2 separate regions of the Homo sapiens genome follow, and region 2 is linked to region 1. Evidence: chromatin loops called from intact Hi-C (ENCODE). Cell type or tissue: Calu3. All regions are shown on one strand. Links, peaks and the distances in the headings refer to the core of each region. The heading gives the core; the rest is flanking DNA. Region 1 holds the start of OR52E5 (olfactory receptor family 52 subfamily E member 5). Region 2 holds the start of OR51V1 (olfactory receptor family 51 subfamily V member 1).

Region 1 (17,121 bases), core at 4,790-7,289:
TCTACCAACAAAATATGAAAATCCCAATTGCTCGACATTCCCACCAACATTTGGTGTTGTCAGTCATTTGAATTTAGCTACTCTAGTGAGTAAAAAGCATTATCCCATTGCAGTTTTAATTTTTATTTCTCTAATAACTAATAATGATGTCAAGTATATTTTTAGCTCTTATGGGCCATTTTAAAATATTCGCTTGTGAAGTATCTATTATTCTTTTCCAACAACTACAAAATTAGCTACTTTGAGATATATTTGAATGTAGTTCAAAAGTCTTAAGAAATTAGAATCCAAAGATAAAACTACCTATTTCAAAATAAACAATAAGAGCAGTAAATTTTACCTATACTTATACATGTTTCTATATACACATGGATATTTATAAATATACAGATGATCCTTGATTTACAATGTTTTAATTGGACAATTTTTTGACTTTAGAATAGTTTGAGTATATGCATTCAGTACTTTCCTTGACTTACAATGGAATAAAGCCAAGATCAACCCCTGGTAAGGTGTCTGTAATACCATTGTTATTACTAACAATGTCATGTCTCTTGAAGACAATCTAGATCTTCTTACCTCTTGCATTTCCAAATTCCATTTATTTCATGCTAATTGCATCATTACTTTGGATGCTGCATTATCCATTGTCCTGCTCAAGAATAATGCCTTCAAAATATTGAACAATATTTTCAATGGATTTGTTTCTTTTTTAATTTTTATGGATACACAGTAAGTGCATATATTTATGGAGTACATGAGATGTTTTGATACAAGCATGAAATGTGTAATAACCACATCATAATCCAGCAATCCCACTGCTGGGTATACAAACAAAAGGAAGAAAATCAATATATAGAAGAGATATCAGCACTCCAGTGTTTGTTGCAGCACTGTTTACAATAGCTAAGATTTGGAAGCAACCTAAATGTCCATCAACAGATGAATGGATAAAGAAAATGTGGTACATATATACAACGGAGTACTATTCAGCCATAAAATATTTTCAAATTATCATGGGTTTATTGCAGCATAACCCCATTGTAAGTTAAGGAGCATCTATATATAATATCATATATTATGTATTGTATATTATTACATGTGATAAAAGTAAGTTTAAATAGAAGAATCTACAGGAAAATCTAAGGCTGCTTATTGGCAATATTAGTGAAGGTTCTAGAAAGCATAGTTAGCAAACTCAAGCTGACCCCTTAAACTAAGACAAATATATAGGCACAGTTTAGAAATTCCACAAGAGACTATAAGGATAGTAAGTGTGGGAATGTTTACTCTGGGGTCCAAAGAGGAGAAGGAGTTCCTGGCATCTGGAGGCCCAGAGAGCATTGCAGATAGAAGTTGCAATTTATTTGGAGGTACTCACAGAGCCCGTGGTGACCTGCAGGTCACCTGCAATGAAGGAGCAGGTGGGAACCAGAATAAATATCTCGACCTCACTCACTTCCCCCTCACCTGCTGGTGCTTCCTATTTTCTGAACCCAAGCAGATTCTATGGGACAAAAGAGGCTATTGATACAGTACATAGTCATGAATCTCTTAGGACACAGAGTATAGAATGGACCTAGAGAGGCCGAAAGGAGATCTCCAGCACATTGGCCCACATAAACAAAGGGCTGGAGGAAAATTCTGAACAAACATGAGGCGGCCAATATTTTTATATATTCTCCTTTCAATTACTATTGTGTGCTATTTATTTCAGTATTTATTTATTTGTAGCATTAGATACTCTCCTTTTTGTTCTCAGAATCCTCTTAGAATCATTTTGAATTTTTTTGTATTCTTTTAGACAGCCCAAGAATTATAATGCTGATAAAAAATCATTTGGACTAATATACTGTGAAATATAATCTAGTATGTTTGCACTGAGAATTGAAATGAGAATAAAAAAGTAATGGAATAATCACCAGGCATATTCTTAGTTTTCTCATAATTTTAGAGTATTCTCTCTGTAAGGCCAAAAGTAAAATGAAAGAACATTTTATATGCTAGGGGTATTCTTCTATGTGGTTTATAAGATTCATGGGTATTAAGGAAAACTTTGGGCTTTCCAAAGCTTTAATTAATATTGTAATTCAAAAAGATCAATATGATAATGCATAGTAAGATATATCCAATTTTATAGGAAACATTAGAAATAATCAAGAAAAGTCACTAACTTTTCATCCTTTACATTCTTTTATTGTAAAAGAAATCAAAGCTCCCTGAAGAAATGATTTTGAACTCAGAGGTATACAAATAGAGATATAACAAAAATATCTTGAAAACTTAGTTAGCACAATAGCTCATGTTCAAGAAATGTAGCTGATTTGACTTTCACGTATACATAATGCTCAAATGGCACTTGCTGATTTAGCCTGTATTTAATGAGCATCTAATTATTATGTTGTCTAATTCATATCAGGAGCTCAATAAAAGAAGGTTGAATCAAGGAACATTGGCTTGTAGGATGAGCATGACTGACATCTAGTGGTAAAAATAAATACTTTTTTGTAAAATTTATTTATTTATTTTGTAATTTCAACTCTTAGATTTAGGGGCTACATGTGTGGGTTTGTGACATGGGTAGATTGTGTGATTCTGAAGTTTGGGGTATGAATGATCCCATCACCCACTGATATGGTTAGGCTCTGTGTTCCCACCCAAATCTCATCTTGAATTGTCCGCATAATCCCCACATTAGGGTTGGGACCTGTTGGGAGGTGATTGGATTGCAGGGTTGGTTTCCCCCATGCTGTTCTCATGATAGTGAGTTATCATGAGATCTGATGTTTTTTTAAGTGTTTGACAGCTCCCCCTGCACGGGCATTCTCTTTCTCTCTCACCTGCTGCCCTGTAAGATGTGCCTCTTCCCCTTCCGCCATGACTGTTAAGTTTACTGAGGCCTTCCCAGCCATGTGGAACTGTAAGTCAATTAAATCTCTTTTCTTTATAAATGACCCAGCCTCAGATATTTACTTATAGCAACGTGAAAATGAACTAATATACGCAGGTGGTAAGCATATTACCCTATAAGTAGTTTTTCAACCCTTGTCCTCGGCCTCTCTCCCACCTTTAGTAGTCCCCAGTGTCTGCTGTTCCCATCTTTATGTCCATGTGTACCAATAAATACATTTCCTGAACAAATAAATGACAGTCATTTAAATGAACAATCTAATGAACTAAAAAGGTAAATAACTTTTTCTACTGAATATTTATTTATGTTATTGAACACCAAAAATTCTACTTCAAATAAGGAATAGAAATAATGTCCATTTAATAATATTTAGATATATTGTCAAACACTCTGCTGTTCTAGTCAAATGCATGATCTCACTTACTCTGAAAAAAAAAGTGTGAAATGTGTTTTGTCATTTCCGTCAGCCTTGTGAATCTATAAGAAGGAACAAGAAGCTGATAGAGGTTAAGAAATGTTTTCCCAGCTACAGAATCTAAGAAAAAAATATTTAAATTTATGTTGCCTAACTCCAAAGTGTTAACTTCAGAGATAATGTTGTAAAAGATTTGTGAAAATGCATAGCCAGTGTTAATGTATTAATTAATTTCTAACAAGTAAGTGTTGAGCACCTTCCAGACATTACCTTATTATACTGTTACAATATTGATATAATTTTTTCTCATTTTCCATTTGAGAAAACCAAGACTTAGAATGGCAAATGTAATTGAACAAGATCACAGAATAAGAGAATCAAAAGATCATGTTCTTAATCTGTAGGTTAAACTGCTTTTCTTTCTGTATATATATATATTCATTTTGATATTTCTATTAATATTATGTATCGTGTTAGATGCATTACACACTCACAAAAATCATGGAATGTAATTCTTGTAACAGATATATCTCATGAATTGGAAACTGAAGTTAGAATTCTATCTCTGCCATTTATTAATGTACATATATTTCAGAGATGACTTTAAGGCGATGCTGGGTTCCTTCTTACAGGGCTCTTTTCTTGCCTCTCTGTCAAGAGTAACTAATCACCTGATACCACAGTCAGATTTAAGGTGTAAGTGTGAGGTCATTATGCCTCTAACTGAATAGACCCCTGGGACCTGTGCAGGGAATGTACCCACTAGAGGATGCACAGATCATCAGCAAGCAGAAGGTATCTCTGACAAGATAACCTAGAGCCCTATCCTCAGGAGTAGGGAAATTTTCTGTTTTCTCTCCAGGTCCAGTGACACAGCCCACACTTTAGGGAAGCCCTTCCCAGGGGACAAGAATTCTCATATAACTCCTTGGCTCTGAATAGTAAGAACTATGTCGCATACAGGTTGCAGTCTGGGGTATCCGGTCCTTCACAGACAATTTCTCAGATGCGGGGCAGAGGTAGGTGAGTCAGCTCCTGGTTATGCTGAAAGAGGGTCCTCAATGACAGTAACTAAAGTGATTTGTGGGATGATGGAGCTCCAGTGACTCGGCCAGAGTCTCTGTAGATAGGGCCATCTTCTAAGGAAGTAGCAAGAGAAAGAGATAGTAGTTAAGAAAAACCCAAATTCATAGCTGTAGTCAAGAACAGACTATTACTTAAGGACATGATAAAGGAAGAAAAGCAGTAAACAAACTTCAAAGAGCATTCTGAGAGTTAAAGGAAAAGAGAAGGATAAGTGTTTTAAAATTAAAAAAAAAAGAGCATTTCATGAAGATGAGAAGGATGTTAACAGATCATTCCCTGGTTATAGCTGTGTGGTCTGCTTTTCAAGACCTATGCACCTATGACTAGTTGTTAGGAATCTCAGATGCTGAAACCTCAAATTTTCACCCGTCCCTGGAATTGCCCTCAGATCCAAGGAACTGCCTCATCTGAGGTCATGTCGCATCACACAGTGTGGCCCATTGCCAACAACTAGATAATATAGAAATACAAAAAAAATAAAAAAGGCTTACTTTTTTTGTGTGTGTGGGACAACTTAGAGAGATCAAACCATCTCCAGAGCTTCATATCGTATCATTTGAGGCTTCAGATGTAACTACATGATAAAGAAGTTTGTCTTCTGATCCAATCCTACCTTCCTGGCTTCTTTATAAGCATATTTTCCCAGAGCCTTTCTCAAAAATCTTTCTGCCCGCCATTCTCTATCTCAGATATGTTTTTAGGAATTCAATCTAAAATACTATATATAACAATAGGGAAGATTATTATTTGCACTCAACTTTCAATAGCCATTTGTGGATCCTGGCATTAAAAAAATCATGTTATCATGGAGATAAATATGACACTAGTTTTGCCTTCAAAGAAATTATAACCTAGTGGTAGATATTCGCCAGTGGTTCTCAAATTGGAATAAGCATCAGAATCACCTGGAGGGCTTTTTAACAGATTACTGGACCCCTCTTCAAGAGCTTCTGATTAAGGTGGTCTTAGTTAGTGTCCAAGAAATGTCATTTATAACAAGTTACCAGGTGATGCTGATGCTATTGGTCCAGGGAACTCATTTTGAAAACCGCTGATAACTCACGTAACAGAAAGATAGATTGGCCTTTGGAAAAATAGGAAAAAAAAGAATGGATAATCTTGAAATAAGCAGATTGAGGCAGGCTATGTAGATTGTATGTTAATAAATCTAGGCTATGTACTATAGTGGTGACTAAAGCTAGACAGGAAAGTCTCCTCATAAGAGGAAATATGAAGAAAGACATAGAGAAGAAAGCATGCAGAAAGTTTGAAGTGCAGTTTGACTGCAGTGTGGAGATGATAATACTGTAAAGATAGGTTAAAATTAATGTTTAAGATTCTTCACTGCATTTTATGGAATAAAGACTTTTTTCATAAGGATATGGAGCACTACTGAAATTTTATTCTTATGGCTCAGGGGTCGGTGCCCTTTTTCTATAAAGAGAGAGAGAGTTAATATTTTTAATATTTTCCTGCCATGAGATCTCAGTCACAACTCCTCAGATCTTCCATTGTAGATTAAAAGCAGCCACAGACAATACATAAATGAATGAGAATAATTTTGCCCCAATAAAATTTAATTTACAAAAACAAATGGTGGGCCAGATTTGGTCCATGGGCCATAGTTTGTGTTCTCAGAAAATACTTATGATAATCTGATTTCAAAAATTATTTTAATTGCGGACTCAATGTAAAGAAAAGATTGCTTTAGACTTTGAGTGTAGAAATGTTTTACTTCACTGACAAGAGAACCACTACACATTTTTTTCAGTTGTTGTGTTTAATTATGAAAAGATTGCTAAGGCCATGGTGAATTAAATGGCTGTGACAATGTCAGGAAATTCAAAGTCCTACACCAAAATTACTTTAAGTGAACAATACAATTCTCCAAAGCTAATATTTTAGAAAATAAAATTCTTGTAACAAGCACTGTCTTAAGGTGAAAAATAATAGCTGTTGGATTTGAAATTGCATATCACAAAAGAAAAGCTGGATTTATATTCACAGGAAACAGTGAAAATATAAAATTAAACATAAATTTTGTTCCTTTGGCTGATTTTTCTCCATTGCACTCTTAATTCTACCAAATTTAGGTATTCTTTATTCTTCCTTATTTCAGTGACAGATTAAATAATTTAGCTCTGTACTTTAATTTTTCTGCAAACAAAATTCTCTATAGCTTATTCATTAATACAATTAATCATATTGTGATATATAACCTCTATTTTTTAATCTTTGTAAATAGCCATGAATAAATTTAATGTTTTAAGCTAATCATTGTATTCCACCATTAGCAGGATGATCATCTTATTGGCATTTATGGTTGACCCCTGCGGAAGCATTACATTGGAGGAAACACAATAACTGAAAAACCAAGTAAGACAATTTGGTAATAATTCAGATGAACAATGTTAGTCTATGTATATCAGTGAAAACAGAAATAGGCCAGGTGTGGCGGCTTACGCCTGTAATCCCACCACTTTGATAGGCTGAGGCAGGCAGATCAGCTGAGGTCATGAGTTCAAGGCCAGCCTGGCCTTGTCTCTACTAAAAATACAAAAATTAGCCGGGCGTGGTGGTGGGCACCTGTAATCCTAGCTACTCAGGAAGGTGAGGCAGGAGAATCGCTTCTACCCAAGTGGTGGAGGTTGCAGTGAGCTGAGATTGTGCCAGTGTACTCCAGCCTGGGAAACAGAGAGAGACTCCATCTCAAAAAGAAGAAAGAAAAAGAAAGAAAAGAAAAGTAGAAAAACTAAAATGTAGGTAGGAATATAAATAGAGATTTTAAAAACAGAACAGGGTATAATAATCAGAGAAGACTTTGGGAGGCTGAGGCGAGCAGATCACGAGGTCAGGAGATCAAGACATCAAGACCATCCTGGCTAACATGGTGAAACCTCGTCTCTACTAAAAAAAAAAAAAAAAAAAAAAAAATTAGCCGGGCGTGGTGGCAGGCACCTGTAGTCCCAGCTACTCAGGAGGCTGAGGCAGGAGAATGGCGTGAACCCGAGAGGTGGAGCTTGCAGTGAGCTGAGATAGCACCACTGCACTCCAACCTGGGCGACAGAGTGGGACACTGTGTCAAAAAAAAAAAAAAAAAATCAGAGAAGAAGAAAAAATTTGAATGAAAAATTATTCAGTTTTCAAATCTTTGTAACTGTAAGGATGTTACATATTAATAGAGATATGAAATACATTGTATGAGAAATAAGGATTTAAAGGCAGCAAGTGGTGAGTACAATAAAAAGAGAGGGTCTGGAGAAATATTTCTCCTTCTCCCTATTGAAAGTAATAATCATGATGATGATTACAGTTATTTAAAATCCATGTGGAAAGTAATCACACCACATGTCTATAACTTCTAATTTTCAGGACAGTCCCTGCATGATGTGGTGATCATGTGATTAATTTTATTACCCCCAGCTTACATATAAAAAATTACTAATAGCAGTAGCTATTGAGTAAGATATAGTTTTTAATTCCCTGGCCTGAATCTCATTTACCTCCTCTGTAAATGGGGACAGAAGTGCCAATTTCAGAACTGCTTTAATCTTTAAATAAAATCACATTTCAAAAGCACTGAAAAAATACCTGGCACATAATGTCAGCTAGACGTTTTTTCCCTCTAACATAAACTTAGTTATTATTCCTTTTAGTAAAAGACAAAATGTAAAGAATTCTCTGACAGATCGGATGCTGGGGCAGGGGATAGATGTAAATAGAAAGATAAAGCTAATTTGTGGTTATTAGTGGGTGAAAGGTATTGATACTGACTCTTTTGTATTGTAAACATAACTTTTTTATTTTTAGACATTCAAGGGGATACACGTGCAGGTTTGTTACCTGGGCATATTGCATAATGCTGGGGCATAGGCTTCTAGTGAACCCATCACCCAAATAGTGAACATTGTACCCAAAAGGTAGTTTTTCAACTCTTGCCTCTCTACCTCCCTCCCCACCTTTGTAGTCTCTAGTGTCTGTTGTTTCCATCTTTATGTCCATGTGTACCCATTGTTTATCTCCCACTTATAAGTGAGAACATATGCTATTTGGTTTTCTGTTTCTGCATGAATTCACTTAGAATAATGGCTTCCAGCTGCATTCATATTGCTGCAAGGGACATTATTCTTTGTTATGGCTGTGTACTTTTCTATGGTGTATACGTCCCACATTTTATTTACCCAATCTACCACTGATGGACACTTAGGTTGATTTCATGACTGCTATTGTGAATAGTGCTGTGATAAGCAAATCAGTGCAGGTGTATTTTTGATCAGTCCATTTTCCTTTGGGTAGATATCCAATAGCGGGATTCCTAGAAATAATGATAGTTCTATTTTTAGTTCCTTGGGAAATTTTCATACTGTTTTCCATGGAGGTTGAGCTAATAAATCCCTAATACTGTGTAAGTGTTCCTTTTTCTCCACATCCTTACCAACATCTGTTATTTTTTCACTTTTTAATAATAACCATTCTGACTGGTGTGAGATGGTTTCTCACTGTGTTTTTGTTTTTGTTGTTGTTTGTCTGCTTGTTCATTTTTGAGCCAGAGTCTCATTCTGTCACCCAGGCTGGAGTGAAGTAGCACAATCACGGCTCACTGCAGTCTTGACCTCCCAGGTTCCAGTGATCTTCTCACCTCACCCTCCTGAGTAGCTGTAACCATAGGCGCACACCACCACACCAAGCTAATTTTTTTTTTTTTTAGATGAAGTCTCCCTATGTTTCCCAGGCTGATCTGGAATTCCTGGGCTCAAGTTATCCTCCCACCTCGGCCTCCCAAAATGCTAGGATTACAGGCATAAGCCACTGCACCTGGCCTCATTGTGGTTTTAAGTTGCACTTTTTTGATGATTAATGATGATGAACATTTTTTCATATGCTTGTTAGCTGTTTGTGTGTCTTTTTTTGAGAAATGTCTATTCAACCTTTGCCCACGTTTTAATTGGGTTTTGTCTTTTGCTTAATTATTTAAGTCCTTATTGGTTCTTGATATTAGTCTTCTGTCAGATGCATAGTTTGCAAATATTTTCTCCCATTTTGTAGGTTGTCTGTTTACTCTGTGAATTGTTTATTTTGGCTGCACAGAATCTTTTTAGTGTAAGTAAATCCCATTTGTTTATTTTTGTTTTCATTTTCATTGCATTTGCTTTTGAAGTCTCAATCATAAATTATTTGCCTAGGGCCAATGTCCAGAAAAGTTTTTCCTAGGTCTTTTAGGATTTTTGTAGTTTGAGGCCTCATATTCAAGTTTTTAGTCCATTTTGAGTTAATTTTGTATATGGTAAGAAGTAGGGGTCCAGTTTTATTCTTCTACATATGGCTAGACAATTTCCCTAGCACATTTACTGAATAAGATATCCTTACCCAGTTGATTGTTTTTGTTGACTTTACCAAAGATCAGTTCGTTGTAGGTGTGTGGCTTTACTTCTAGGTTCTCTATTCTGTTCCACTGATTTTTGTGTCATGTTTCCAGCAATGCCATGCTGTTTTGGCTACTGCAGCCTTGGAGTATAATTTGAAGTTGGGTAGTGTGATGCCTTTGGCTTTGTTCTTTTTGCTTAGGATTGCTCTGTCTATTTGGGCTCTTTTTTGGTTCCATATTAATTTTAGAATAGTTTTTTCTAATTTGAAAAAATGGCTTTGGGAATTTCATAGGAATTTCATAGAATCTGTAGATTGCTTTGGGTCATTTTACTGATAGTGATTCTTCCAGATTATGAGTGTGAAATGTCTTTCCGTTAGTTTGCGTTATCTGTGATTTCTTTCATTGGTGTTTTTTAGTTCTCCTTGTAGAGATCTTTCACCTCCTTGGTTAAATGTATTTCTACATATTTTATTATTGTGTGGCTATTTTAAATGGGTTTGAGTTCTTGATTTGGTTCTCAGCTTGAAGAATACTGGTATATAGAAATGCTACTCATCTTTGTATGTTGATTTTGTGATACTAACTTTCCTATAATCAGATCCCATAAGGAGAAAAAGATGATTAATACAACTCAGGAAATGATCATATCATAAAGTATCTTCCCTCCCTTTAGCAGAATCGTGACATATCTTGGGAAGCAATTCCACACCATGAAATTGGACAGAATCTGAGAAGATACAAACCCAAATACACATACCACTATACTTCCAAAGCAGTTCTTTGGGCCTGCATTATAGCCAAGTCATAGGGATAGTTTTTCTTTAGGATTAGTAGCACCATATTAGAAATCATTGCACTCAAATGAGCATCAAAGTAATTTGACCCATGGCACTGATATGGATATGGCACTGCCCGAATCTGACTAACCCAATAACTGAATGTATTCCATCCATGGCCCAGAGCCTACCACAGAATACACCCTGTAGCAGCAAAGTTTCTAATCAAGTCCTAGTCTCATTTGCACACACCCAAGCACCCTACAGGCCTATTATGTTGCAGATTGCATCCATTGCACAGAGCCAGTTACAAACCAGACTCAACCACAAGGCACACCAGAAAGACTCAATTGTGACGGTAAACTAGCCTGCTGTGAACTTAAACATATCACTGTCCATCAATATACCAGGGAAACTATTACAGCATTAATACAAACTAGACTGTCCCCAATCTGAGGCAAGTATCTGACCTCAGTATCTTTTAAAAAGATAGAGACAATTACACTGCCACTATCTAGGTGGCATTATGAAGCGATTGCCCATTTATATAATGCGAAATGGAGAAGACAGAAAAGATCATAAATCACAAAAGGCACTGCAAAGTATCTGAGAGCATCCAGTGTTTTCTATTCAGGAAAGAAAACATAATATAGTGAAGGGCCTTTGAAGTTGTAAGAGGGAGCATTGTTTTTCTGGAATTATGCAATAGTTACCCTATGTATCTAAATTTAAAAATTTTATTTATTATCTCAAATCCAAACACCAACTAACCAATCCTCCACCTTTACTGAGTCTCCTCTCACAGAGAATATTCTTAATTTCTCAGATCTAATTTGCAAGAATGTATCATTCCTCTTATCATTTTCCTCCTCAATCTCAGTCCAGTGACATTTTACACACACACACACACACACACACACACTTCACCTTGGCTACTCTTTACATCCTGATTAACAAGTATAATTAGCAATAAATATATGCTAATTTAATGCCATATGGAAGTTTTTTCTTAGAGACTGAAGGGAGGAAAGACATGGGAAGTGCAGGATTGCTATATTTTGGAAACTTTCTGCATGGTTTCCTGTGTAAGTGAGGCAAATATTTAAAAGTGAGAGTGTCTTTTTAACTATATTTCATATTCCCTCTCTAGGTCTCTTATGCTATATTATGGAGTTAAAGAATGGATTTTCTGTTTCCCCAAGAAATAGACACCATGCTGTGAAAGAAGTTATGGTTTCTCACTGGAAGCAAGAAAACTCATGCAAGAAATGTGTCTGTAGGGAATGGCCACCAATATGCTTCATACCAACAATACACAGTTTCACCCTTCCACCTTCCTCGTAGTGGGGGTCCCAGGGCTGGAAGATGTGCATGTATGGATTGGCTTCCCCTTCTTTGCAGTGTATCTAACAGCCCTTCTAGGGAACATCATTATCCTGTTTGTGATACAGACTGAACAGAGCCTCCACCAACCCATGTTTTACTTCCTAGCCATGTTGGCCGGCACTGATCTGGGCTTGTCTACAGCAACCATCCCCAAGATGCTGGGAATTTTCTGGTTTAATCTTGGAGAGATTGCATTTGGTGCCTGCATCACACAGATGTATACCATTCATATATGCACTGGCCTGGAGTCTGTGGTACTGACAGTCACGGGCATAGATCGCTATATTGCCATCTGCAACCCCCTGAGATATAGCATGATCCTTACCAACAAGGTAATAGCCATTCTGGGCATAGTCATCATTGTCAGGACTTTGGTATTTGTGACTCCATTCACATTTCTCATCCTGAGATTGCCTTTCTGTGGTGTCCGGATTATCCCTCATACCTATTGTGAACACATGGGCTTGGCAAAGTTAGCTTGTGCCAGTATTAATGTTATATATGGATTGATTGCCTTCTCAGTGGGATACATTGACATTTCTGTGATTGGATTTTCCTATGTCCAGATCCTCCGAGCTGTCTTCCATCTCCCAGCCTGGGATGCCCGGCCTAAGGCACTCAGCACATGTGGCTCTCACGTCTGTGTTATGTTGGCTTTCTACCTGCCAGCCCTCTTTTCCTTCATGACACACCGCTTTGGCCACAACATCCCTCATTACATCCACATTCTTCTGGCCAATCTGTATGTGGTTTTTCCCCCTGCTCTTAACTCTGTTATCTATGGGGTCAAAACAAAACAGATACGAGAGCAGGTACTTAGGATACTCAACCCTAAAAGCTTTTGGCATTTTGACCCCAAGAGGATCTTCCACAACAATTCAGTTAGACAATAATGAGATCATAACAAAATAAACACTGGAAACATTTTTTTTACTACTTCTCTTGCATTCCCACATGAGCCAATAGCATTATATCCCCTACAACGTCTCATGATTTCAGTACGGTCTGTTGGAAGTTATAGCTCAAAGATTCCAAAACAATCTCTCTGTTTCACCCATTAAAAGTGCAAAAAGTACTCACACTTAAGCCCCATGATACTACAAAATGCCTAAAGAGAAACAAAGGCTTTGTAAAAGTTATTGCCCAGTAATTGTCTTGAATAGCCTTTCCACATGAAGATTCTCTGTATTTACATATCCAAAGCTGAAGTTCATGACGATTAAAATGATGTGGTATTTCATCAAAACCAGGCAGGATACAGTGGCAAGAGAAATTAACTAGGAGTCATAAGATCTAGATTTAAATACAGGTTATGGCCTTACCTAAAATTTTGACCTGAGCATTTCACTTAGACTCTTTGAGTTCACAATAACAAATTCATACTGATTTATAGCATTTTATGAGCAGGGATATTGAAGCTTAAAGTGAATGTTGTGAAAATCTGTGCAGCTTGTAAAACATTAAAAGATTTGGAAACAAAATGAGTGCTTACTAAACATAATTATAGTGTAATTGTTATTTCTAATGTATGTAGATTTCATTTACTAATCCACTCTAGTATACAATCCCTGGTTTGAGGTCAGCTCTCCAGATCCAGATTATCCCAACGCATGGGCCTCTTCATGGACCTCTCAGCTCTTACCTTCGTGAAAGAGACTTTCAGTCAGGAGACTATAAAGCTTGAAGAGTTAACAGGTTTCTGTCTTGGGCTTAAGGACTCAGGGAAATCCCATCCTCCACAGTCTTTGCTAGAGTGGGTTTTAGGGCAGACTGTAATAGTGTGGCTGCTGAAATAATATAAAGTCATTCTTAATAAGGTATAGAAGATAAATAGGACAATTTATTTCTTTGGGTATTCTAGGAGCTGCAAAAATGTGAAGTTGGCTCCTAATTGGAAATGGAGCCCTGATTGAAACTCAAGGTAGAATGAGCAGAAATGTACAGAGAATAGTGCGAAAGTAATAACAATATAAATAACAGTATAAATTGACAAGTGGAAGTAAACTGAAGTGATATGTCATATAAATATATAAAGAAAAAGTAACCAAGTAATCATTTTCTAAGTAGATATTTTGAAATTGATACAGAATTTAAAAAAAACTAAACAGATCATTTAACAAGGAATAAAGATGACAAAAAATTCATTGTGGAGTGTCTTCTAAGTAAAATACCACTTTTCAATTATAGTTTATTTAATGTATTATTATATAATATTTCAACTACGAAAATCTCATTTTAGAGCCTGAATATTTACATTTGTATATTTAAAGGCTCTAATATGTTCAATTTTGTTCACTCTACCCAAAATATGTTAAACCACCAGACCACTTAATTTTGGTATCATACGTTAAGAACTTCGACTAAGAGTTTTCCTGTATCATTTCTGAGACTTTGCTAAATGTCACGTGCTCCAGAAAGTGAGTAATCTGAATGGAAATGGGTAACAGAGAACTTTAATTTCTAAGGAGCATAGAAGCTAATACAGAAGAGAAAACCCCATTCATTACCAAGTATATGTTCCAGGGGCTGTAACATGGGAGCCAGGAGCATATTTGAAAACAGCACAGTGTGCACATAGAATTCCCAAGAAAGGAAAGTTGTTTAGGGAGTTTATCAAGCTCTAGAGTTTTTTTTTTTTTTAACTGAATTTGTACAAAGCCATCAATACTGCAAGTCTTGGAGCAGGTCGGCTGAGCTATGCCAAATGCTATGGTAAACACTGAATATTGGTCATCTTGGCTGAGTCCATGTCTGTGAAACATTGGCATGCTTCAAGCCAATCTAAAAGAATTCAACTTTGTTTATTATTTCAAAATTTCAAGGCTGCTGAAAGGTAGGTCTTTATACACAGTCACTTTATTTGCTAGCTGAGTATTTTCATCGGGGGCAACTGATGAAAATGTTGACTTCCACTAACCTAAGCCTGTCCGTTGTTACTATCGTATCTTCCAGTTCAACGTCAGGGAAATAGTTTTTGGTGCTTTCCTTGTTTATATACAGATGTTTATGACTTATCTATGCACTGGCCTGGAATCTGGGGTACTGATAATCCTGGCCATAGACCACTATGTCGTAATTCGCAATCCACTGAGATATACCATGATTCTCATGAACAATGTGGTAGCCATCCTAGGAAGTCATGATAATTAGATCTTTAATCTTTATCATCCCTTTTGAGTTTCTCATCTTGCTGTTGTCATTCTGTGCTGCCCATATCATCCCCCACACCAAATGTGAGCACATGGGCATTGCCCATCTTTCCTGTGCCAGTATCAGAGCCAATAATATGTTTGGGATGGTTGCCTTTTTGTGGGATTTATTGACCTTATTGCAATTGGTTTCTCCTATGTAAAGAAACTACACACTGTTTCACTTACCACCATGGAATGGCCAGTTCGAGGCTCTCAATACCTGTGGTTCCCATGTTTGTCATGCTCATCTTCTACATCCCAGTATTTTTTTTCTGATACACTGCTTGGTGAAAGCATCCCTGCTATATTCGTATATTTCTGGCCAATGTATATACGGTTGTTCTACCTGTATTCAACCCTGTTATCTATGGGATCAGGAAAAAACAGATCCCAGACTAGGGTATAGACCTAAAGACATTTGATGATCAGTCACTTCTAGTCATGATGATATATATATTGGGATATATATGCAAATATATATACACATATATGTGTGTGACTATATATGTGTATATGTATGTATATATTTGTGTTTGTATTATTTTTTTATTTCAATAGGTTTTGGGGGAACAGGTGGTGTTTGGTTATACGAATAAGTTCTTTAGTGGTGATTTTTGAGATTTTCTTGCACTCATCACCCGAGCAGTGTACACTGTACCCATTGTGTAGTCTTTTATCCCTTGCCCTCTTCCCACCCTTTCACCCAAGTCCCCAAAGTCCACTGTATCAATCTTATGCCTTTGTGTCCTCATAGCTTAGCTCCCACATATGAGTGAGAGTATATGAAATATGATTTTCCATTCCTGAGTTACTTCACTTAGAACAATAGTCTCCAATTCCATCCAGGTTGCTGCAAATACCATTATCTCGTTCCTTTTTATGGCTGAGTAGTATTCCATGGTATATGTATGTAACCCATTTTCTTTGCCCACTCGTTGACTGATGGGCATTTGGGCTGGTTCCATACTTTTTGCAATTGCAAATTGTGCTGCTATAAATATGAGTGTGCAAGTATCCTTTTTGGTATAATGACTTCTTTTTCTCTGAGTAGATACCCAGTAGTGGGATTGCTGGATCAAACAGTACATCTACTTTTAGTTCTTTAGGGAAACTCCACACAGTTTTCCATAATGGTTTTACTAGTTTACATTCCCACCAACAGTGTAAAAGTGTTCTCTTTTCACTGCAACCAAACCAACATCTATAATTTTTGATTTTTTGATTATGCTCATTCTTGCAAGAGTAAGATGGTATCGCATTCTGGTTTTGATTTGCATTTCCCTGGTAATTAGTGATGTTGAGCATTTTTTCATATGCTTGTCGGCCACTTGCTTATCTTCTTTTGAGAATTATCTATTAATGTTCTTAGCCCATGTGCTGATGGGATTTTTTTTTTCTTGCTGATTTGTTTGAGTTATTTGTAGATCTGGATATCAGTCCTTTGTTGAGTGTGTAGATTGTGAAGATTTTTTCCCACTCTGGGGGTTGTCTGTTTGCTCTGCTGATTGTTTCTTCTGTTATGCAGAAGCTTTTTAGTTTAATTAAGTACCACCTATTTATCTTTGTTTTTGTTGCATTTGCTTTTGGGTTCTTGGTCATGAAGTCTTTGCCTAAGCCAATGTCTAAAAGGGTTTTTCCGATGTTATCATCTAGAATCTTTATGGTTTCAGATATTAAAGTCTTTGACTCATCTGGAGTTGATTTTTTTATCAGGTGAGAGATGAGGATCCAGTTTCATTCTTCTACATGTGGCTTGCCAGTTATCCTAGAACCATTTGTTGAATAGGGTGTCCTTTCCCCACTTTATGTTTTTGTTTGCTTTATCAAAGATCAGTTGGCTGCAAGTATTTGGGTTTATTTCTGGGTTCTCTATTCTTTTCCATTGGTCTATGTGCCCGTTTTTATACCAGTACAATGCTCTTTTGCTAACTGTGGTCGTATAGTATAGTTTGACGTCGGGTAATGTGATGCCTTCAGATTTGTTATTT
Region 2 (17,121 bases), core at 7,066-9,565, 690 kb before region 1:
TTAGCTTTTCGGTGTAAGAGTTAAATGAATAGCAATTGAATGGACTAGACTTTCTGATTTTCTGAATCTTACTTTTGTCACCTTGTTCTCGGCAATATTTTTGTTTTCTCCTTATTATAATAACCGTGACTTCATTTAAGGCAGCAGTTACAATGATATGACAGTCTACCTATTAAAAAAAAAAAGGCAAAAGAGAACTGTGTTTCCCTAACATCACTGTGGCTGTTTTCGTAACGTTTCTCAGTGACGCTGGATAGTAGCCTTGCAGGCCTTACAAAGGAATCTGATAACTGCTTCTCACTGGCTCTGCAGGCTACCACATCAACAACAGTTTCAGCTGTTGTTGCCTAATTCATGGAAAACAAGTTTCCTTAGAAGCTGGCTTTTTGAGATATATGGAAAAATGTCTCCACCTGGCTACTATGTAGCTTTTCAAAACAGACAGTGTTTTAAACACCTGTGATGTCTCCATCTGCTCTTCCTTTCAGGACCTGGGCTGATGTCTCTGAAATTGCCTTTTCTTCCTCAGGAGAGGTTTAGTTATTTTTTTAAGTAATTGCTTCCAGATAGAGGCCTTTGCAAAACAAACAATCTAAACTACTAATGTTCTAAACCTGTTTCTTTCTGTATAAAGCCCAGTAATCATATAAAGTTTACTTTCATTGGCTTTTTTTTTTTTTTTTTACTGATTTTCCTCCCTTTGGCTGAATTGTAAAGATTCTGAAGTTCTTCATAAATCTTATCATCATAGTACAATTATATAGCTCTAAAATAAGCAATGATTTCTGAGGATACTCTTAGGTATTTTTTATTAACTGTTTTGTCACGGCCATTATTTCAAACTATTTTGGTTCACATTCTATAGGTTGCCTAATCTGAAGCACAAACACTCATAGTATGAAGTCTTCAGATGAGCCTTCCTACTCTCCCTGTTAAACATAACTCTCAAACCAACAACTCAGTTGTGTCAGACATGTAATATTGTTCAAATAATAAATATAAATTCATTCTGATGCTTCCCTATGAGTGGCTGGTGGAAAACATATTGTCAGTTGTTGAAGAATTCTCTGCTTCCCCAGTGTTGTGTCAGCTCTCCGGCGTATGGGAGGGTGGATGCTTATTCACTTTCAAAGCATTAGAAGGAAGCTTCTTTGGCCATTGAGAAATCTATGAGACATTCACATGACCTCTACAGATTCAGCAGCTAACTTCTCTTTTCATTATAAAACTGGGGCATAGGAATCTTGTCAGATTGGCCACATTCCAGTCGGCCAGGAGGGACCATGCAGACATTTATTATCATTAGGGAACCTGGAGCAGTACTACCACCTGACATTCATATCAACTTTTCTTTTTTTTTCTCTTTTTTTTTTTTTTTTTGAGACAGAGTCTCTCTCTGTCGCCCAGGCTGGAGTGCAGTGGCGTGATCTCGACTCACTGCAAGCTCCACCTCCCGGGTTCACGCCATTCTCCTGTCTCAGCCTCCCGAGTACCTGGGACTACAGGTGCCCGCCACCACGCCTGGATACTTTCTTGTGTTTTTTTAGTAGAGACGGGGTTTCACCATTGCTGGCCAGGATGGTCTCGATCTCCTGACCTCATGATCCGCCCGCCTCGGCAGCTACTATGATTATATAGTAAAAAATATATATATTGACATTTTCCCCTCTAGAACCTACCTCACAGTTTTCACTTCTGATAGCTATACCAGAAGATGCACTAGATCCTCTTTGACATCAGGAAATTCACTCCTTTATCCTTCAAATTAACCTTATACTGTAACCCAGAAGACCTAATTTATTGTTCTAGGAATAATTTTACACTTATCTTTCTAACCAGATACTTTACTCTGTCCAGAAACAATTTCCTCACTTTGAGGCTTAAGCTATTAGAAACCAAAGCCTGTATTTTTGTTTCCCTCTGAGTCAAATAAGTAGACAGAGGCTATGTTATTGAATGAAGTCCAAAGTGAAAGGAAAGGAAGGCATAATTACAGGAAGACAAATCTGGTTGTTTTAGTTGATATCTAAAAATAAAAATAAATATTTGCTTTTTGGTGTAAAATGACTCTTATGCATTAATTTGTCCAATTTTAACACTTACCTTCTTAGATACCTAATAGAATATAGGAAGATTAAAACAATTATTTTCTTGTTATCCATGCATAGTTTTGTACCTGATTTCCTTCCTTTCTTTCCTTCTTTGGAAAGCTGCACTAGCTTACTTAGAAAAGAACCGCTTTATGTTCTTTTATCTTTTTTCTTTTAAACTCAGAATAAGTCGGTAGCGGACAGTCTCATCTGTTCAGAAGATCCCCCACTTAGATATAAAAGCAAAAGATCTAGAGCAAAATCTGCTTCCAGCCTTGTAGCAGTGGAGTCCACATATAAAATCTAAAAAATAAGGATTCTAATTTAAATTAGACATGGTAGAAGTTGAATCCAAAGTCATATTTCTTTGTGTCCTCTTTATGAACTGTAGCTTCCCTGTCCAATATAGTGGCTGCTGAACTGAACTGTCCAATACAAGGACATTAAACATTTAAATATAAATTAACTTAAAGTAACTGAAATTGTAAATGCAGTTGTTCAATTACACTACCATCATTTCAAGCGCACAGGAGCCATATATTCCACTTTAGCCATTTTATGGTATTTTATAGAACATCGCCATCAGTTTAGAAAAGTTCCCTTGGACAATTCTGGTCCATACAGATATCACAACATTCCTGTGAGTTGGCTATAGTCTCCATTTTGAAGGTTAATTAAGTAAACCTCAGAGAATGAAAGAAACTTCAAGTTTTCTACTTTGAAACTTGAAAACCTAGGTTTTTAATCCAGCTTTGTTTTACAGCAAAGGAAATGCTCAAAAGTACATTTCAGGCAAATAAACAATTTTTTCCTCTTTCTTAAATATGGTCAGACTGATAGAGTGACCTACATGTGTCCAGGCTGACACAATGGAACTTGTTTGTTGATTCTCTGACTATATTTAAATATTTTTTAAGGTCATTTGTCATGGACTCAGAGTAAATCTACAATTTTAATAATTTTTTCTTTTTTATGGCACTGATTTTTGTTTATTATTGTTGCTGCTTTTCTTTCTTTTTTTTAGGCAATACATCTCAATATCTCTCAATATCTTTTCAGAGAAAAGAGTCTAAGCATTCTGGTATGAATCTGTTGGGTCTTGACACTGTAGATGATGGGATTCATTAAAGGTGGGAAAAGGATGTAGATGTTGCCAATGAGAACGTGGGCCACGGGGGAAAGGTGCTTGCCAAAACGGTGCACCATTGTGAGGCTAATGATAGGGATGTAGAACACAAGGACAGCACAGATGTGGGAGATGCAGGTCTGAAATAATTTATGCCTCTCTTCCTGAGAGGCAACTGCCAGGACTGACTTAAGAATCAGGATGTAGGAGAAAAGGATGAGTATAGCATCCAACAACAGTATGCAAATAACCAGCATCAGGGCATAGTAACTATTGAATCGGATGTCTGAACAGGCTAAGCGGAGAAGATCCTGGTGCAGGCAGAAAGAGTGAGAAAGGATGTGGAAATGACAGTAATTAAAAAATTTCAGACAGATGATGGGGGGTGTAATAAAGAAAAAACTCCTACCTATTATAGTGAGCCCAATTTTGATAATTCTGGAATTAGTCAGGATGGAGGAATAACGTAGTGGATTGCAAATTGCAATGTACCGGTCAAAGGCCATAGTGAGGAGGACAGAGGACTCCATGAAGGACAGACCATGGATGAAATAGGACTGGGCAATGCAGGAATCCAAGCTGATCTCTCGAATGATCCCCCACAGGATCCCCAGCACTGTGTACACAGTGGACAGCCCCATGCACAGGTCAGTGAGGGCCAGCATGGACAGGAAGTAAAACATAGGCTGGTGCAGGCTTGGCTCAGTCCATATCACATGGAGAACCATGCAATTGCCCAAAAGCACCATGGCATAGATTGAGGAGAAGGGGATGGAAAGCCAGGGGTATTGCTGCTCCATGCCAGAAAATCCAGTGAGAAGAAAGGAAGAATTCGTGCTGGTGCTAGGGCTTACTGAAGTAATCATTCTGGAACTGAGAAACATGTGAGAGTATTTTTTCAAAGGAAATGTTTCAATTTCACCTGAATACAATGAAATTTCTAAGTAAATGAAATACCCTAAAACTTACTGACTTAAAAAAAACAGCTGAGAAATTCTGTTTCTTTGAGACATAGTATCCATTGCCTTTGAGAAAATGGTCTTCTTTTGATGTCATTTAAAAGTCATTATTTTTTCACTGTCTGGATGTGAACATATCCTTAGAAGCCATAAGCAAAAACAAATAAGGAAGAGATTAGTAAAAGGAGAAGGCTAGTTTTAAAAAAATACGTTGCTTAGACATTTTCCCAAGGATAGTGGTAAAAATTTTATACCAGTAAAGAGCCGAGGTTCTTGAAAAATTATTTTCTTCTCTCCAATTCATTAAACATTCGAAGTGAAGAGTAATCTTTGGGCTTTAAATATCATAAGTCTATTAAATAGTCACTTTTCCGTCATTTTCCATTTTGTGCCGTCTCCAAGTATATTTTTTCTCCAAATACTATTTAATGAAGATACTCCTGTTTTCTCCCCCTCCAGATGACGTAGCCAGCAATTACTTTTTCTTCATTGGTGATAAGCAGACAGGAATATTTATGCATGAGACCTTGGGTAAATGATTTCTCACTGGAGCTCTGGCCTCTTGAGATGTTCAACTCATTTGTGCCTTTGTGATGTAGAGAATTAGATTGAAGACACTGAGCCTTTGATAGCAGCTCAGTGCTTCCCATTCCTTTATTTATTCAGTTAATGAGCTGATTAACTATTTATTCAATATACATTTATTCAATGTATTGGCCAATTGTGTTTTCTTTCTTAGAACCTGCAGTTCTACAGATCACAAAGCCAGGCTCAAACAAGCAAGCTTATAATTTCAAAAGCCTCATGGTAGCAGAATCAATTGGCTTCTTCTTTACATTGTTTGCCTGCTTTAAGTTCCAGACCTGAGAATCATCATAAGTTTTTTTAAAGCTCTAATAATGTAAACAGATGTTCAAAAGTCCATACTTTCATGTTTGATTGAGTAACTTCGAGATGTTAAAGTAACTTCAGATTTGGGCTGCCCTTTATGTCCTACTTTTCAGCTTTGTCTTATTAGCCTCACAACACAGTTCCACAGACTTTCTTCTCAATGTACTCTCTATACTACACTGACGTCTTCTAGCAGTCTAACCATTGTTTTTCTTGCCCTGACTCCTTCTCAGCATTGAATAACTTAGCTCACTATTTTTAATACTTTTTTCTCCATAGAATGCTTGAAGTTTCTTCGTTTCTTGCAGAGGATTTTTCAGTCTTTTGAATACGTATCTTCTTTCATTTCTCTAAATCGAATTTCTCTTCTTTCGTAAAATTTTTCTCGAAATGTTCTATCTGCCTAAATTATTCATCATCTTTTCCTCAATTTCTTCCTACCCTTTTTAAAACGATCTTGCAACTCAACAATCACTTTTCAAGAAGTTTCTTAAGACAAATTTATCCATATATCTATTATTTTGGTATCATGTTTCAATTTTAAATAAAACTTATAATTTTGTATTTATTAGCTAAATATTTAACTAATATTTAAACTAAATATTTAACTAATATCTCTGTTACAAACTAAATTCTCAGTTCCTTAATGTGCAGACTATGTCAACTTTTTCTTATTATTTGAAACTAACATTTGCACCTCTGATTCCTGACCACTCCTGAGAGCTCAAATTCATGAATACAACTGGCTATTTAATATATTCATCTGAGTGTTTAATCTTAAAATAAGAATGATGCCAATAAAGTACTTGATTTTCCCCCCAAAATCTATTTTCTGTCCCTTTTCTCCTAATATTATAAAGTGACTCCACCAATAACACAATTGCATAAGACAAGTCTTGAGTCATTTTTAAAATTTTTTATTTCTCTCTTTCCTTCCCTTTCCTCTCTCCATCAAATCTTTCATCAATTTCTACCATTTCTACCAGAAACACATCCCAGATAGGCCCACTTTTACACATTGCCCGTCTTGGTTTATAATATCATTGTTTCCCTGGCTACTATGATAATTTATTAAATTAATAATAATTTAATATTATTACTAGCTAATATCATGATTTATCTGTTTGTCCTCTAAAAAATGTATTATCTCCAGGGAAACCAAATTGCTTTTCTACAAACATCTACTAAATCACACAAACCTTTGTTGAAAAAACTCTTTGATGGTCACTTACCCATTGCTCGTAATGTAAAATACAAATTCTTTATCATAGTCAAAAAGCCTTGTATAACGTGGCTCACCTGCCTCTTCTATTACATCTTTAGACCACTACTGCCTACACTCCTTAATATTTAGGTATCTTTATCTTCCTCAAAACAAGCTAAGTACATGCATGTCTCAGGATCTTTGCCCATGGTCTTCTCTGTGCTCCGAATTATCTACCCCAAGTATTTGCACAGCAATTCCTTTCACCATTAACTTTTGAGTTAAAATGATTACTTCCTCAGGGGGATTTTTCTAATACTGCTCCCCACCTAGATTATCTCATTTCTTCAACCCCCTTAACTAACTTACTCTCATCACAGTATACTAGTTTATATTTATACCACTTATTATACACTGAATTTCCATTAGATTCATTAGAGGCTGTAGAAGATTAGGAACCATATCTGTTTTTTGCTCAAGAATATGAAAAATAAGGGTTAGCATAGAATGGGCACTTATCAAATAATTTTTAATTAATTATTCTATGAAATAAGAGCTAGACAATCACAGAGATATAAAGATAATATGAATGTGAACACTCCTATCAAAGTGTGTGTAAAATCATCTGTGTACACTTAGTCTTTTCTGACCTTTGGCCACCAATTGAGTCATCATATACCAAGTTTGAATGGTTTATAAAACAGATGCTGCTCCAGGGATCTTGCTGACCTTGAATACAACACTCCAATTTCAAACATGATTTCTCTCATTTCCAGCCTGACTCAGACATATCGTCAAGGATCTGGGATTGATCACAAAAGATTTAATATTCTGTGAATGTAGGTATGTGTTAAAAGTATCTACTTTCAGCCAGGCTTGGTGGCTCACGCCTGTAATCCTAGCACTTTGGGAGGCCGAGGCAGGTGGATTGGCTGAGCTCAGGAGTTGGAGACCAACCTGGGCAAAATGGTGAAACCCTGTCTCTACTAAAACACAAAAATAATTAGCTGGGCATGGCAGTGTGCTCCTGTAATCCCAGTTACTTGGGAGACTGAGGCAGGAGAATTGCTTGATCCTGGGAGGTGGAAGTTGCAGTGAGCCGAGATCGCGCCATTGCACTCCAGTCTGGGCGACAGAGCAAGACTCTGTCCCAAAGGAAAAAAAAAATCTATTTTCATGCAGGTTTCTTCAGACTGACTACAAAGGCTTCAGACTAGCTACAAAGCTTAAAAATCTACTTTCATTCAGGCTTCTTCAGACTAGATACAGAAGAAATGAGACCATCTAGATGGGGAACAGTATTATCCATGTTGCCACCATAGAGACTATCAGCCTTTTGGGATTACCAGAGCAAAATACATGTTGGAGGATTTTTTAAAATATGTTTTGAAAGGTAGGATGAAAGAGCATAGTTTTGATAAGGTAAATAAATGAAGATTTAAAGAAAAACAAGATCAATATGTCAGGTGTGCCAGATGCTCCACCTGTATTTAAAAAACAAAAAGATTTACAGTTTTCCAAGACATCATGTTGTGTTATGCTATCTGAGAGTCAGTGTATGGTATCTCAGTCTGAGTTCCCAGCAACCAGAACAATGCCTATAATAAAATAAATAGAGAAGACAAATAGCAGTGAATTTGAGTCTGGAGAAATAAAAGGGTTTTCGTATCCCCTCTGAGCACTGTCTGGAATGTTGACTTGGAAAGCAAATCTGTGATTATAATAACCAGGTCATTCTTTCAGGAGTCTTTTCTGATGCCCTCTGATTAAAACTGACCTACATATGCAGAAATCTCTTGGTTTTTTTTTTTTTTCTGTCTTTTCAGAATAATTCCCTGTGTGATTACTTGCTTACTTTAAAATAGGGTAATGACCAATAGTCATTGTTCCAAAGACATAGAGAAAGTATATTGTGTTTAAAAGACAGCTTCTTTATAATTCTATAGAACTAAAACATTCCTATTTGCCAAGGCAGTGGAGTTTTTGCTGTTCTTAGAACATAATTACTGAAAGACACCCACACATGTCCTGCCTTGGACAAAAAATTGTATGTCCATCCTTTAAAGGTCATTCCTTTAATGGTCTTTTCTGGACACCACTAGGGGTCAGAAGTAGTTCATCAAACTTTCTTCCCTCCCTACTTCAGTGATGCATAAGGCAGATCTGCTTTAGTGTAAGCGAGGTCAGGCCCTCAAGAGTCTTGGGATGGCTGAAGAGGTAAGAACATTCTATAAGACTTGTCCAAAGAACTGACTGTTTAATGATTCTGAATATGCTAGTTCAGAGAGAATCTATTTACCACAAACCTGAAGTAGGCTTAAATTTCCAGTTTACCTGAATGGTTATGACCTAATTAGAGGAATGACTTTATAAACATATATAGATACAAATATATAGTGTATATTTATTATATACTATATATTTATTATATATTATATAAGCATAAAATGTAATAGATTATTGTATATATTTAATAACATATTATTACATATTTTAATATATAATATATAAAATGTATTATATTTAATATATAATGCATGTAATATATAAATATACATTATATATTATATATTATGTAATAAATATATATTATGTATATACACATTTATCTAGACTTTATTACATATTTCATTATATATTTTATAAGATTTCTATAAATAATATTCCCATCATTACTAAAATATTTTTTAAAAATTAGCCATACCTTAGAAGCATTATAAAAAATATATGACATGGTCCATCTGTTCAACTGTAGCCATCTAACCATTTGAGAAGTTTTTATAAGATTTATAGCATTTGATTGTACCATGACATAAATCATCTCATGCAAGATAGTGTATTTGTTTTGTTGGCTTTAATATGTTCCCTTTTCTTCAGAAAATGTGAGACAGCTTAAAATAAAATTAACTATAAGAAACTGGTAAACACTGAATGAAAGAAGAAAACCAAGCAGAAAAGTAAAAGGAGGTTACAAATAAATTTATATTTTAAAAACATTTTTTATTTGCCTGGCAAATAATAAGTGCATATATTAATGGATACAATAATAATATATAATATAAATATATAATATATATAATATGTTATGGGATACAATGTGATGTTTGATCTATATATACATTGTAGAGAGAGTCTATCAAGCTAATTAGCATATGAATCACCTTCCAACTTTTTTTGTGGTGAGAACATAAAATATTTATTTTTTAGCAATTTTTAATTTAAATACATAATATATTATTAACTGTGTTCACTATGCAGTGTGAGAGATCACTAAAACTTATTCCTCTAGTCTAACTGAAGATCAACTTCTTTCCCTTCCCATCCCTCCTCTACACTCTCAGTCAGCCTATGGAACCATCTTTCTATTCCCGTTTTTATGAAATCAACTTTTTAAAAAATTCATCCTTAAATATATTAAAATGAACAGTTAAATTTATGAGGATAAATAATTAAAACTATTACACATATTTTAAGTTGTCCTCTGAAAATTCTAGAATTCTACTTCAATACCCTTATTTTTAAGATAAAGGAAATTGTAAAGGCTTTCTAAGAAATCGAGTACCCATACCTAGGCTGCTAGACTCCAGGTCCAATTTTTCTCCAGGGGGTTACTATGGCTTCAGGGAAGCTATCTATAATCACCATCTCCAGAACATCTCTCACTTTCTCATCACCACACAGTGGAATAAGAATAGTTTTGGCAGCAATAAAAAAGTAATGCCATATCAAATTAGTAAAGCCTTCAGAAAAAGTATGAATATTACACAGTTACACTTATATTAGAACTAAAATTTATTTATTGAAATTCACATTACCATAATTATTTATGTCTGATTAAATGTTATTAAAGCTAAAATTTTGAATTTATATACTACTATTAATTTCCAGTTCTATCTTTCTGTTCAAGAAAAGAATGTGAGAAGTAAATTAGTGCCTCAAATTTGCCTACTTCATCCCCAACAGAGGAGATCATGACTATATCAATAATGGAGCCTGGGCCCAGACAACTGGTTAAGAGAGAGGTCATTCTGACCTCAGAACATAGGAGAGATGGATATTGTACACCACAGAGTCCAGGATGACTAGCAGTGAAGGATTCAAATGCCTGGCGAAATCTCCTATACAACCGGAGAGACCCAAGTCCCCAAAGACAAGAAGGGATGATGAAATGGCCTCTGCATGACATGACTTGCCTATGAGCCCTCCCATTGCTATAAGGATGGGGATCTTAGCACAGTGCCTTGTGTGAACAGTAATGCTAGCCTTGATTTTACCATGGCAAGTTTGTTTAGGGAAAAATTCAACCCACCCATTGAAATTCCAACCTCAACCAAATGAGGGATGGCTGGGGATGCAACCACAAAGATACTGTATCTTAGGAGGGGAGTTTTTTTTTTTTATAGAAACTCGTCAGGATATTATTGCTAGGATGTGTTGTTACTGGGAAAAAAGCTGATGGAATACAAAAGAGTAGACATCCCCACAGGGATTATTTGAGGCAATCAGTGACTAACATGACCACTTTGCTTTCTCTATGCAGGTGTCATCTATTGTGATATAGTGCCAGGAGGTTGCCTTTGCTGTGGCTTTCGACCCTAGATTTTTAAATTGTGTGACAAACCCATCTTTTATTTATGTAAATAAAATGTCCGTGTTTATTGGTTATTGTTATATTGTGAAATTGTAGTAGATCTAAAATTGTAATTTCTTGGATTCCTAGAATTTCTAAATCTGTGGATTTTTAGAATTCTCTAGAGGTGACAAAGGTTTATTATCTAAGCTACCGGAGCTATGTACTTTTGGATATAAGAGTGTCTCCATCTCCATTGCCTTACAAATCAGGTGTGAGCCAGGCATGTCTCTCAGACTGGAAAAGGTAACTAATCAGAAGGAACCATTGTCCTAGAATGGGGCAAGTGTACAATACCCAGAAAGACCACTGGTGCCGTAGCATATAACATATTCACTCAATCCTTCATACCCTTTGTATCGTTTTTTTTCTGTTTTATTTATTTTATTTATTTATTAGAGATCATAGTGTGTGCAACACCTATGTCCAGGTTCTGTGGTAAACGTCAGCGTGGAGAAATTAGTAGCTATTAGATCATAAAAAGGTGAGGCATAATCATATTTGTCTTTGAGAAGCTGACTGTGGCTATAGGTGAAGAAAAAAATTATAATTTTAGTTTTATTATTAATATCACCATGATCATCATGATAAAAAGTTAATATTTACTGGGAACTTATTTGGTTTGTCATTTTTCGAAGGAATTTATGTTAATTTACTCACTATAAGAAATTTATAAAGTAGATTCCATTATAGCTCTTAATTTATTATTGAGGAATGTAAGGCATAGAGAAGTAACTTATCCTCAAAACAAAGCTATTAACTTATGGACCTGAGAGTAGAGCCCGGGCTGTCTCATGCCAGAACCTATTATCCCATGTTGCAAGACACAAATAGGAAAATAGAACCGGTTAGAAGTTATTGAAGGGCATGAAATAATAGTGGTTTGAAATTTGAGTAGAGTAGGACCAAGAAAATGCATATTTCAGGGAATACCTGAGAGGAAAAAAAAAAACTATGAAGGAACGCAGTAATTAGCTCCTTAGCTGAAAGAATGATCTTCTGGTCAGTGAGAACTGGTTTCAAATCTTGGTTTTGTCATTTCTTAGGTATATAATTTTTAGCTCAACACTTAGCTGCACAATTTTTAAAAATATTGTTGGTATGATGATAATATATAAAAACGGCTCATTATCTGCCACTCAAAAGCTATCAGTATTTATGATAATAATTCTAGTTGTGAGAAATTGATTATTAAATATATATAAGGGATAGAAGAGAGTGGAGAGTAAAGGCAAAAATGATTGACAAAATTTTGTCTTGGAAATCTGAGTGAACCATTCATCAAGTTTGGAAGCATTAGAGGAAACTGAAAGAAGTGGAGGATAATTTACTATCTTTTCAACTCGCTGAGTTTAAGAGGTCCATAGGTCATATAAGTGGAGGTGACCTGTAAGCTATTGTAACATTTTTTTTTCATGTCCCAAAATGTTAATGTATCCCTAACAGAGAGCAATGAAGTTCTTTTTAGTGGAGTTTCTCTTTCTTGACATAGTACCATGTAGTGAAGACACTGCTGACTTTGGAATTGAAAGAATCTTAGCTCAGCTACTTACTAGCTGAGTAGCTACAACACCTTAATGCCCATCCCAAGACAGTGTGTGTAAAAGACGAATAACAACATCTCAGGAAGCACAGGATGTACCAGAGAGCACCATCTTTTCATGTTGCTTTCCTAGGCTTTTTATTTCCCTCCTCTAGGTATTTCTGTTATTTTCCTTTTTTCATTATTTCTTCCCTCTTCTTCAGGAAGTTAAGACAGTCTACCTAGATTTAGAAGCAAATGTTTATATAGTGGTGAAATTTAAAGCCTAATTGACTAAAGCCATTTAAGAATGTAATATCTCAGTTAGTATGCACTTCTTGAAATGCAAAGAAATGGTCTGACTTTTTTCCATTGTTTAGTTTCTAAATTTAGTTTTTATTTTAATATTTTAAGTACAGCATGCATATATAAAAGTACACAAATTATACATGCACAGCTGAATTAACTTTTGGAAGGTGAACACACCCATGTAACAACTAATAAGATAGGAAATTAAAGAGTAAACATATGCTCACTCTTTATCATTCCACTAATTGTCTCCAAAGTTAATAATTATCCTGATATAATTCATTTTTATCACGATTGACTCATGTCCCTTTTTTTAAAAGTGTGTATACATTGAATTATACTGTGTTGCTTATGTCTGACTTTATTCAATATTATGTTTGTGAATTGCATTCATACTAGTGTATGACTGTAGTTGATTTTTCATTTCTGAATGTCATTCTATTTTATGTATATACCACAATATATTTATTGACTCCACAGTTGATAGATATTTGAGTACCTTCTAGCTTTTGGCTATAATATAAATTGCTGCTATGAAGATTCTTATATATTTTTGTATATATATTCTGTAAATTGCTAGGTCATAAAATATGCATATGTTCAACTTTAAAATACACTGCCAACCTGTTTACCTCCCCACTATAATTTAATGTCATTTGGTCAACCTATAATATCATAGATGTTTTCTCTTATAGCAGCCTGCATGTGCCCAGATTTTGAATTTATCCTTTGTATATTTACATTTAGTTCTGTATTATTACAATTAGTTCGTAGACCTGTTATTATTATTCTCATTTGTAGTTGAAGAAATTGCACTCCAGCAAGTTTAAATTGCTCCTGGCTACATCCCAGAAAAACAATAATAAATGAAAATACTTTTTGCCCCTACTTGACTAGGAATTGTATAAAGAGAACAGTTATTCTTCTAGTGGGAAGCAAGCTGGCCTCAACTGGAACAGAATGAGAGAAATGCAAGACATCTAATAATCCAACAGTCCCACACCCCACTAAATGTACTTTTTCCTTTTCCCCATGGAGTCAAGGCTATCTAAACTTCCTTTAAGTGCACAAGCTAATATGGTAGGGAAATATAAAGCCTAATCCTGCCATCCAGAATGAGCAAGTGGATGGGGAAAAGGGAAGGGAAAAAGGAGCAGAATCTGCCAAGTCTGACCTAATGCCCTCTGTTTCTCCCACTTGCTCTGCAGGATGGCTTAGCAGCTCCCAGCTCAGGGCCTATCAGAGGCTGAGAAGGTCGGCCCTCTGATGCATTTTATTCCTTCACTAACAAAGCAAACCCAGCTTTACTTCTACCCTCTCCTCTATGCACTCTCTCGGGGCACTTCCTAATCTCGTTAGTACCTTTTGAATTAGTTTTCAAGATAGGACTTGAGTTCCTCGAAGGATTAGAAAATAACAGTAACAGTTCATGTTGTCTGGGCCAAGCACAGTGGCTCACACCTGTAATCACAGCCGAGGCCGGAGGGAGAACGATTTGAGCTCAGGAGTTGGAGACCAGCTTGGGCAACATGGAGAAACCCCTCTCTACAAAAAATTTTAAAAAGTAGCCGAATATGGTGTTACGTGCCTGTAGTCCCAGCTACTTGGGAGGCTGAGGTGGAAGGATATCTTGAGCCAAGGAGGGGGAGATTGCAGTGAGCAAAGATTGTACCACTGCACTCCAACCTGGGCAACACAGCGAGACCCTGTCAAAAAAAAAAAAAAGAGAGCTAGAAAGAAAGAAATTAACAATTCAGGTTGTCAGAAGTAACTGAATGTCTTTAACAAATAGGAGCCATAGGACTAAATTGCTCACATTATTTTGAGGGCAAAAATTACATTGTCATTATTTTTTACCTCCAACATATATACAGTTTTTATATTTACTATATAGGAACACAATAAATGCTTGTTGCATAAAATCAAATTACAAAGAAGGACAGAGAATCATTAAATTACTTTCATAATGCGCATAAAACAACATTTTGTTAGACTTAAAAACAAGCTGATTATAACTATAAAAAGATATGTGACTAATAGGTGGAAAGAGGAGCAAGGAAGAATAAAATGGGAGGAAAGAACTGCTAAAGACTCACGATGGTTTGTTACATAGCTAAACACATGTCATGGGTTTGTCGTACAGATTATTTCATCTCCCAGTACTCAATAGTTACTTTTTCTGCTCTTCTCCCCGTTCCCACCCTCCAAACTCAATTAGGCTGCAGTGTCTTTTGTTCCCGTTATGTGTGCATGTTTTCTCATCATTTAGTTCCTACTTGTAAGTGATAATATGTAGTATTTGGTTTTCTGTTCTTACATTAGTTTGTTAAGGATAATGGTGTCCGGCTCCATCCATGTTCCTGCAAAGGACATGATCTCATTCTTTTTTATGGCCACATAGTATTCCATGGTGTATATGTACATGTTCTTTATCGGTATACCACTAATGGGCCTTCAGGTTGATTCTATGTCTTTGCTATTGTGATTATGCTGCAATGGACACAGGTGTGCATGTGTCTTTGTGATAGAATGGTTTATTTTCCTTTAGGTATATACTCAATAATAGGATTGTTGGGTTAAATGGTATTTCTGTTTTTAGGTCTTTAGGGAATTGCCACACTGCTGTCTACAATGGTCGAACTAATTTATATTGCCACCAATGGTGTATAAACATTCCCTTTTCTCCACAACCTTACCCACATCTGTTATTTTTTGACTATTTAATTATAGATATTTTAAGTGATGTGAGATAGTATCTCATTTTGGGTTTGATTGGCATTTCTCTAATGATCAGTGACACTGAGCTTTTTTCATATGCTTGGTGGCCACATGTATGTCTTCTTTTGAATACTGTCTGTTCATGTCCTTTACCCATTTTTTGTGGCATTGTTTGTTTTGTTCTTGTAGATTCATTTAAGTTCCTTATAGATTCTGAATATTAGGCCTTTGTTGGATGCATAGTTTGCAAAAATTTTCTCCCATTCTATAGGTTGTTTACTCAGTTGATAGTTTCTTTTGCTGTGCAGAAACTTTATTTTAATTAGATCCTATTTGTCAATTTTTGCTTTTGCTGCAATGACTGTTGGCATCTTTGTCATGAAATCTTTGCCCCTGCTTATGTCCGGAATGGTATTGCCTAGGTTGCTTTCAAGCATTTTTATAGTTTGGGTTTTGCATTTAAGTCTCTAATCCATCTTGAGTTTATTTGTGTATATGATATAGAACGGGGTCTGGTTTCAATCTTCTACATACGGTTAGTCAGTTATCCCAACACCACTTGTTGAATAGGGTGTCTTTTCCTCATTGCTTGTTTTTATCAGCTTTGTCAAAGATCAGATGGTTGTAGGCATGTGGTCTTATTTCTGGGCTCTCTATTCTGTTCCATTTGTCTGTGTGTCTTTTCTGTAACAGTACCACACTGTTTTGGTTACTGTAGCCCTGTGGTATGGTTTGAAGTTAGGCAATGTATTATCTCCAGCTTTTTTCTTTTTCTCTTTTTTTTTTTTTGTACTCTAAGTTCTACGGTACCTGTGCAGTTTGTTACATATGTATACGTGTGCCATATTGGTGTGCTGCACCCGTTAACTCGTCATTTACATTAGATATATCTCCTAATGTTATCCCTCCTCTCTCCTACCACCCCACGACAGGCCCCGGTGTGTGATGTTCCCCACCCTGTGTCCAAGTGTTCTCATTTTTCAATTCCCACCTGTGAGTATTAGGATTTCCTAGGCTATTTGGACTTTTTTTGTTGTTGTTCCATATGAACTTTAAAGTGTATTTTTCTAGTTCTGTGAAGAATGTCATTGGTAGTTTGATAGGAATAGCTTTGAAACTGTAAATTGCTCTAGGCAGTATGGACATTTTAACAATATTGATTCTTTTTATCCATGAGCATGGAAAGTTTTTCCATTTGTTTCTATCAGCTCTGATTTCTTTGAGCAGTGTTTTGTAAATCTCATTGTAGAGATCTTTCAACTGCTTGGTTAGATATATCCTTAGGTATTTTATTCTTTTTGTGGCAACGGTAAATGGGATTGACTTCCTGATTTGGCTCTAGGCTTGGCTATTGTTGATGTATGGGAATGCTAGTGATTTTTGTACATTGATTTTATATCCTGAAACTTTGCTGAAGTTATCAGCTGAAGGAGCTTTTGGGCCTTGACTATGGTGTTTTCTAGATACAGAAAACAGGGATACTTTGACTTTCTCTCTTCCTATTTGGATGCCCTTTATTCCCTTCTCTTGCCTGATTGCTCTGGCCAGGACTGCCAGTACTATACTGAATAGCAGTGGTGAGAGAGGGCATCCTTGTCTTGTGCCAGTTTTCAAGAAGAATGCTTCCAGGTTTTGCCCATTCTGTATGATGTTGGCTGTGGGTTTGTCATAG

The links. Peaks named below come from ENCODE experiments on the same cell type or tissue, not always from the same donor. Only the 100,000 strongest peaks of a DNase experiment are listed, where the experiment ranks them.
Region 2: a loop joins it to region 1, with 3 times the contacts of the local background. A loop is called at or near these places in 3 of 110 quality-filtered maps.

Annotation. Positions count from the first base shown.
Region 1 is chr11:5,888,926-5,906,046 of GRCh38, forward strand. OR52E5 (olfactory receptor family 52 subfamily E member 5) reads left to right here and starts at 4,283. Exons shown (of 3, transcript NM_001005166.5): 1 at 4,283-4,345; 2 at 6,707-6,788; 3 at 11,707-13,805. The coding sequence starts at 11,852. The coding sequence ends at 12,835. All of the region lies in intron 2 of LOC112268071 (a long non-coding RNA gene), which reads right to left. It also overlaps the pseudogene OR52Q1P. In Calu3, for the core only: no CTCF peak of the experiment used is centred there; no DNase peak of the experiment used is centred there.
Region 2 is chr11:5,196,601-5,213,721 of GRCh38, forward strand. OR51V1 (olfactory receptor family 51 subfamily V member 1) reads right to left here and starts at 4,082. Exons shown (of 1, transcript NM_001004760.3): 1 at 3,135-4,082. The coding sequence starts at 4,082. The coding sequence ends at 3,135. In Calu3, for the core only: a CTCF peak has its summit at 8,412 (motif pointing right); a DNase peak (open chromatin) is centred at 8,411.